2 separate regions of the Homo sapiens genome follow, and region 1 is linked to region 2. A link is an interaction called in ENCODE POLR2A ChIA-PET data of the cell type or tissue named here. Cell type or tissue: Caco-2. All regions are shown on one strand.

Region 1 (4,000 bases), 180 kb before region 2:
AACCTTACCCCCAACCCCGTGCTCTCTGAAACATGTGCTGTGTCAACTCAGAGTTAAATGGATTAAGGGCGGTGCAAGATGTGCTTTGTTAAACAGATGCTTGAAGGCAGCATGCTCCTTAAGAGTCATCACCACTCCCTAATCTCAAGTACCCAGGGACACAAAAACTGCCGAAGGCCGCAGGGACCTCTGCCTAGGAAAGCCAGGTATTGTCCAAGGTTTCTCCCCATGTGATAGTCTGAAATATGGCCTCGTGGGAAGGGAAAGACCTGACCATCCCCCAGCCTGACACCCGTAAAGGGTCTGTGCTGAGGAGGATTAGTATAAGAAGAAGGCATGCCTCTTGCAGTTGAGACAAGAGGAAGGCATCTGTCTCCTGCCTGTCCCTGGGCAATGGAATGTCTTGGTATAAAACCCGATTGTACGTTCTATCTACTGAGATAGGGAAAAACCGCCTTAGGGCTGGAGGTGGGACATGCGGGCAGCAATACTGCTTTGTAAAGCATTGAGATGTTTATGTGTATGCATATCTAAAGCACAGCACTTAATCCTTTACCTTGTCTATGATGCAAAGACCTTTGTTCACGTGTTTGTCTGCTAACCCTCTCCCCACTATTGTCTTGTGACCCTGACACATCCCCCTCTCGGAGAAACACCCACGAATGATCAATAAATACTAAGGGAACTCAGAGGCTGGCGGGATCCTCCATATGCTGAACGCTGGTTCCCTGGGCCCCCTTATTTCTTTCTCTATACTTTGTCTCTGTGTCTTTTTCTTTTCCAAGTCTCTCGTTCCACCTTACGAGAAACACCCACAGGTGTGGAGGGGCAACCCACCCCTTCAAGAAGAGAAATTTATTTCTCACAATTCTGGATGAAAGAAATTTGAGACTGAGTTGTCAGCAGGGTTGGTTGGTTTCTTCTGAGGTCTCTTTCCTTGGCATGTTGATGACTGTCTTCTCCCTGTATCTTCACATGGTATCTTCACATGGTCTTCCCTCTGTGTGTGTCTGTATCCTATAATGTCTTCTTCATTTTTTTTTTTTTTTTGAGGCAGAGTCTTGCTCTTGTCCCCCAGGCTGGAGTGCAATGGCTCAATCTTGGCTCACTGCAACCTCCTCCTCTCGGGTTCAAGCGATTCTTCTGCCTCAGCCTCCCAAGTAGCTGGGACCACAGGAGTGTGCCACCAAGCCCAGCTAAGTTTTGTATTTTCAGTAGAGATGGAGTTTCGCCCTGTTGGCCAGGCTGGTCTTTAACTCCTGGCCTCAAGTGATCCACCCGCCTTGGTATCGCAAAGTGCTGGGATTACAGGCGTGAACCCTGTCACCGGACCACAATTTATGCCTTTCTATTACACACTGAGGTCAGAAACTACCGTTTGGGAAGATCCTCTGTCCCTTCATCCTCGTCTGTCTCAGCCTCTAACTGCCTGCCTAGCCACCTTTCTAAAAATAAAAACTGCTTTCTCCTTTTCAGAGGAATTTAATGACTGGGGTGGCTAACTAAGAGCTGTGCTCATCTCAGATAAAGTTCATGGCAGAATCAGATTTTTTTTTTTGAGATGGAGTTTCACTCATTGCCCAGGCTGGAGTGCAATGGCACGATCTCAGCTCACCGCAACCTCCGCCTCCCAGGTTCAAGCGATTCTCCTGCCTCAGCCTCCGAAGTAGCTGGAATTACAGGCACCCGCTGCCGTGCCCGGGTAATTTTTGTATTTTTAGTAGTGATGGTGTTTCACCATGTTAGCCAGGCTGGTCTCGAACTCCTGACCTCAGGTGATCCGCCCATCTCAGCCTCCCAAAGTGCTGGGATTACAGGCGTGAGTTACCGCGCCCAACCTAGACACTTCTTCAAGAATCTGGTTCTAGGTCAGGTGTTGGGAGCAAGCCCCCCAAAATCTGGCCATAAACTGGCCCCAAAACTGGTCATAAATAAAACGCAACATGTCCATAATGGCCATAACACCCAAGCTGGAAGGTTGCAGGTTTACGGGAATGAGGGCAAGGAACACCTGGCCCACCCAGGGCGGAAAACTGCTTAAAGGCATTCTTAAGCCACAAACAAAAGCCTGAGTGATCTGTGTCTTAAGGGCGTGTTCCTGTTGCAATTAAGTAGGCCCAAGTCTTGAGGATTAGCATTCTTGATTTTACGTTATTTGATGCAGAAAGGGAGTCAGATACAATCTATAAGAGCAGGAAATCCCCAAGTATGTTTTAGCAGGGAAGGCATGACACAATTTCTTCAGAAGTAAACTTACCCTCCTAATTATGGATGCCTGGGATTACAATTACAGATAAATAGCATTTCCAAAGACTAAGGTTCTTCCTGCTTCCTTCTCCAAAGCCCTTCTGGCAAAGCTCCCTGAGCCGTAGGTGCTGCAGAGGTGGGTGAGGCAGGCTCGGGGAGCAGGCCTGACCAGAGGCCCAGAGGCGAGAGCAGGACAGAAGTAAGATGCCTTGTCTGTATTCCCCTAGAAGGGAGGGCTTGCCACCCAGCTGCAGGGACTCCAGGGCTCAGCTGCAGGGTCTCCAGGACTCAGTTGATTTGTGCTCTGCCTCAGCTGTAAAGTGGCCCCACACACAGTCATGCCCCCTCCTGGGGCAGCCTGCATCTGGTTGCCGAATGAAGTGGGGACCTAATCTTAGATGCTGACAAGCAATCCTCACTCCCCACCTCTACTAGGGGCTCCTGAGCATTTTGTCAGGCCCGCATCACAGTTCAACTTGTTCCTGGGCCTGATCCTGCTTCTTCCCTTTCCTTTCAGAGGTGCTGATCCTTAATAAGCATATTGTATCCCCAAACTCCTTTTTAATGTCTGCTGGAAAACCCACCCTGTGACAGTGGGTTAGGCGATAGAGAGTAGGCCCAGCTGCAGATATAGAAAGAAGAGGTCTCTCTGGCCAAGTCTAACCCACATCAGCTCTGGGGCCCCGTTTGAGGAAGAGATGTTCTAGCTGGTGGGCAAAGCACAGTGCTGTACACAGAAGGGCCGGTGGTGCTCAGCTCCAGGGGGCCTGTCAAAGGCAATGTGCATCTTAACTGTGATTCTGTTCTGTTCCCCATCATATCCCGATGTAGGCCCTTACCGTATTTCTCCTGAATCATTTTGTAGTCTTCTAATTCTTCTTGTCTTTCACCAGACTGATCTTTCTGAAACCCATATCTGATTATGTCATTCTCTTCCATAAAACCTTTCAAAGACTCCCCTTAAACCTCAGGATCAGGCCCAAATGACTTAACTTGAATTATCATTGCCTTGAGATCTGGCCTTGGTTTGCTGTAAGCTTATCTCTTGCAGCTCTGGACTCAGTCAGCCCCTTTCCCATTTCTCACCATTGCCACTTAATGGTCTGAGGGGGGCTTTTCCTGTTACTGCACGCACCAGAGCCAACAGCTGAAAACAGTAGGCAACAGTACTCTCCCTACTAAAGAGCGCTGCCAACTTAGGCACAACCACCTTCCTGGGGCTTTTTAAGAGTTAGCAGAGCAGCCCTGATGCCCTACCAACCACCACAAACACCCCCCACCACATCCCAAGTCTGGGGAGAATGGAGGCTGGTAGAGTGATGGAGATGGCAAAGGCAGACAGCAGAGTATCCTGAGGACATGGTCTGCCGCATTTCACACTGGAGGGCTGTGCTCTGGGCCAGGCCACTCAGCAGAGGGGCAGACTATTGGGTTGGGAGCAGTGGAGGCGGGAAGATAGCAGAGGTGTGCAATGCCTAACCTTGTTTTTTACTCTAGCTCGCTACTTTAAATTTTCCCTTTTTTTGTCTCCTTAATTCCCAGCCATGTTTCCCATATGAATAGACTCTCCCTGGCTGGGAAAGCCGGATAAACTCCATTTGACCTTTTGATTTACAAGACATTAAGTGCTCCATACCCAACCCCCTTCCTCAAGGAGTTAACCTGTGTAAGCAGATCCTCAGCATTTCATAGGAGCCCAGTTAACTGATAAGGTACTGGAACAAACCATGTATGAAGTTCCCAGGATTTTTCT
Region 2 (4,000 bases):
CAGATACTGCAGTGACATTGATTAGGTCTCAGCCTTGGCGATGTAGACTGAGGTGGAGAGGGATTATTGTCATGATTCTTGCTTTCGTTTCAGTCAGTTCTTGATTTGATTTCTGCCATTTATTCCTCTCAATTTTTACCTGGGCAACATCATCTCCCGCCTGCTTTTTAAGGTGAATGTTGACAGCTGATTTCATATATTAATTCTGGCTTTCTTAAGAGGGACATGGCTCCCTTCATTCTTAAGCCTTTGGGGCTACTTTTCTTTCTCATTCACTCATGATCTCCATTTGATCCGCAAGACAGCTCATATTTGAGAGAGCAGAGCAAATGTGTTATTCCCATTTCACCGATCAGAAAATGAGGGCCGGCCGGGCGCGGTGGCTCATGCCTGTAATCCCAGCACTTTGGGAGGCTGAGGTGGGCGGATCACGAGGTCAGGAGATCGAGACCATCCTGGCTAACAAGGTGAAACCCCGTCTCTACTAAAAATACAAAAAAACCCCCAAAAAATTAGCCGGGCGTGGTGGCGGGCGTCTGTAGTCCCAACTGCTTGGAGGCTGAGGCAGGAGAATGGCGTGAACCCGGGAGGCGGAGCCTGCAGTGAGCCGAGATCACGCCACTGCACTCCAGCCTGGGCGACACAGGCTGTGTCGCCTTTTTTTGAGACTCCGCCTCAAAAAAAAAAAAAAAAAAAGAAAAAGAAAATGAGGGCCTAGTAAGATTACTCTTATTTGCTCAAGATCATAGGAAAGTTAGTGGCAAAGCCAAGAGTTGATCCTGGATCCTTTTGTATCCAAGACCAGTATCTTTTGCAAATACTTTTCTTTATTTTGATAAATAATTAACATTTACATGCATTATTTTCCCCCAGAATTTGAATTTTTTCTTAGGATAGATTCCTAAACATGGAAGTATTGAGTCAAAGAGTATAAATGTGCTTTAAAAAAAATGCTCTTAATACATTTTGCAGAATTCTTCAAGCAAGGTTGTCACACTCATGTTTAAGGCAGGTATAACTACCCATGTGCAGGCCAGCCCAGGAGCCAGTGTGGTGGGGAGAGGCCATAACCAGCCATTGCTGGTTCCCTCAGCCAGCAGAGGCACACATGAGCTTCTCACCAGCCCGGTGAGGGTCTCCTGTTGGGAGGTGTGCATTTTTGCATGCACTCTGGCCTCTGCACACAAACTGAATATTTCATCTGGTGCTCAACCACAAGCACAGCCATCTGTTCCGTGTTGGAACAGATGTGTTGGACTGTGTTGGCTGTGTTGGACTGTGTTGGCTGTGTTGGACTTCGTGAGAGAGCCTATGTCAGTCTCCATCAGGATGTGTATGTAGTGTACTGGACTCTCTAGGTGATTGAAAGGATTCCAGAGATAATTTTGATTATATGAGTCCCTGACTTCAGACTCCACTCTTGTGACCACCACACAAGCTGTGACTCCAGGAGGCTGGGATGCCGTGCTATTTTCACTGTACCCTTGCCCCCGTAATCTCAAAGCCTGACTGGATGGAACCCTTTCTATTCTATGGCTAGTGGCTTGTGATAAATGTCCTTTCAGGTCAACACAGTGCAGGCTGGTATCTTTACCTTTCTTTCACCGAAGTTAAGTGCTGCACCAGAACTTAGAAGCCTCATGGGGCTCTGGGGCCTCAGGCTGTACCTTGTGCTATGTCAGCTATTACTTCATGTCAAACATTTGCATATGAATGTTCAAGCGACAGCTTATCTCTTTCTTCCTGCAGTTGGTTACCACAGAGAAGCGCTTCCTCAAAGACAGTTTGTACAATGAAGGAATCCTAATTGTATGGGACCCATCTGTATACCACTCAGATATCCCAAAGGTAAGTGGGTGTCCGTGGGAAATAGGGGTTGAGTTTCCTGTCTGTCTACAGATTTTCCTGATTTCCTAGGTTTTTAAAGTCATGGCTGACATTGGCTATTCCTAAAGGCTGGGTATTTGAGTTTTAGGGTACCCCATTTCATCTGGACTAGCAGATTCAGAAGTATTCCTGTCCTATACCAGCTACTCTCTTTGCCGTGCCAGCACTGCCAGGTATTGTCTCCCAGTTATAGTATTTACTGGGATAGTGGCTGGAGTTCCCAGCATCTGGGGTAGATTGTTCATTAATGCAATTATTCGTGATGAGCATCAGCAGAACTCGAGAGTAGTTGCCGTTACTCCTGTAAATAATATTAGCACACTTTTATTTCACACTTCCAATATCCAGAATTCTTCCCATTTCACTCTCATAACAATTTAAGGAGATAGATGGAAGTGTGGTTGTTCCCATTTTACAGATGGGGAAATTGAAATGTGGAGAATGAAAGTCCCCCATTCCAGGACTTGATTTACTAAGCAGAAGGCGCAGATCTGCAACAGCAGCTCTTTCCGGGGAAGGAGACATGAGTGGCAGGCCTGCTGGATTCTAACCTCTCTGGAATAGTCCTCTCACTGTTAATGCATGTCAGTTGACCTCTCCCTGATGCAGGCTGCTGTGGCCTCAGGAGCATGGCCTGAGAAGGGCAGAGAGCACTAATCTTGGGACACTTAACTCTTAAGTTGGATCTACCAATGCCTGACAGGCTCTGGCGACCCCTGGCACCCTCACTATCTGACTTTCAACAGTTTTGCACTGATCTCACTTAGAACTCAAATTTGCCTAGGTCAGGACAAGGACTCTGAACCCATAGATGTCCTATGCTCTAGTTTTCTCCCCTTTAAAAATGAGAGATGGGGCCAGATGGTACGTGGGGCTCTTTTCAGCTCTGAGAGTGTTCCCGGACTCTGATCCTGAAGCCTGAAGCTGATCTTGGGTCGCCAAGCTCAACTCTCCCCCAAAGCACAGGCTATAGGCTAGGCCCCACCCTGCTATCCAGTGAAACCTGCGGCTGGAAGAGAAACCTGTAGTCTGCTGCAAGAAAAGGGCTGTGCCTCAGGAGCAACACTTGTTGATCCTTTCCCCTCCCCATGTCCACTGATGAAGATGACTCCTGGGGGGAGCAGCTCACTGGCCCATTTCTCCCTTGAGAGGACCACTTCTTTCTTTTTCAGTGGTACCAGAATCCGGATTATAATTTCTTTAACAACTACAAGACTTATCGTAAGCTGCACCCCAATCAGCCCTTTTACATCCTCAAGCCCCAGATGCCTTGGGAGCTATGGGACATTCTTCAAGAAATCTCCCCAGAAGAGATTCAGCCAAACCCCCCATCCTCTGGGATGCTTGGTGAGTTCATGTCGGGGAAAAGACCTTGCATGTTTGTTTCTAGAAGAGATGAGCTTTTTTTCTGGGGTCTCATTCAGTCATTCGTTTGTTCATTTGTTCACTAAACAATTGCTAGGATTCTGCTCTGCTTGTAGACCATGCCAAGTTCTATCTAAAATACAGAGGGAAATCAGATAGAATCCTTTTTCCTGAGGGCATCTATTGGGGAGGTCAATCAGATGTCTGAGGCAATATTCAATTTGTGCCAGAAGGGAGAGACAACCTGGTGTCATAGGAGAGAGGACACCTTCTAGCTGGACAGTTGCTTATAGCCTCATGGAGGAAGTAGTGTTCGGTAGGCTTTGGAGAGGGGAGAATTTGGCAGAGGAAGATGGAGGGAAGGGAAGCTATGAACAGGGGAGGGAGGTGGGAAAATGAGGAGCGGGGCTGCACCTCAGACGAGGGGAGCAAGGCACTTTTCTCAGGTGTACAATTTAAGGGCGTACCCCTTAAAAACTCAGTCATCAAGATAAATAATATTTCACTACAGTATCTTCAGAAAACACAATTAATGTAAAAATTATGATGAGTGAAATATCAAGTATTTAAATAAAGATAGGATCAGTAACAGTGCTGTGCAGAGTTTATTGGAACAATGCTGGCCAGGGGCCCCCTTCTTGGATTTTCTCTACATCTCATCATTCAGACTGTGGAGTGCTCCTGTTCCAGCTGTCCCTTTGCCCAGCTAAGGGAAGAAAAGTCTTCCCTCCCCAACACTGTTTCATGC

What was found. Peaks named below come from ENCODE experiments on the same cell type or tissue, not always from the same donor. Only the 100,000 strongest peaks of a DNase experiment are listed, where the experiment ranks them.
Region 1: POLR2A ChIA-PET joins it to region 2 with 5 read pairs; 5 of 35 experiments call an interaction of 5 or more read pairs at or near these places.

Annotation. Positions count from the first base shown.
Region 1 is chr3:186,893,343-186,897,342 of GRCh38, forward strand. No RefSeq gene overlaps it. Among named protein-coding and RNA genes, the nearest start is that of ADIPOQ-AS1, 34 kb to the left of the region's middle. RefSeq lists enhancers at 1-421, 1,463-1,983, 3,546-4,000. In Caco-2, no CTCF peak of the experiment used is centred here; no DNase peak of the experiment used is centred here.
Region 2 is chr3:187,071,100-187,075,099 of GRCh38, forward strand. It overlaps ST6GAL1 (ST6 beta-galactoside alpha-2,6-sialyltransferase 1), which reads left to right. Exons shown (of 8, transcript NM_173216.2): 6 at 1,750-1,848; 7 at 3,060-3,234. Among named protein-coding and RNA genes, the nearest start is that of RPL39L, 66 kb to the right of the region's middle. RefSeq lists an enhancer at 1,009-1,968. In Caco-2, no CTCF peak of the experiment used is centred here; a DNase peak (open chromatin) is centred at 1,646.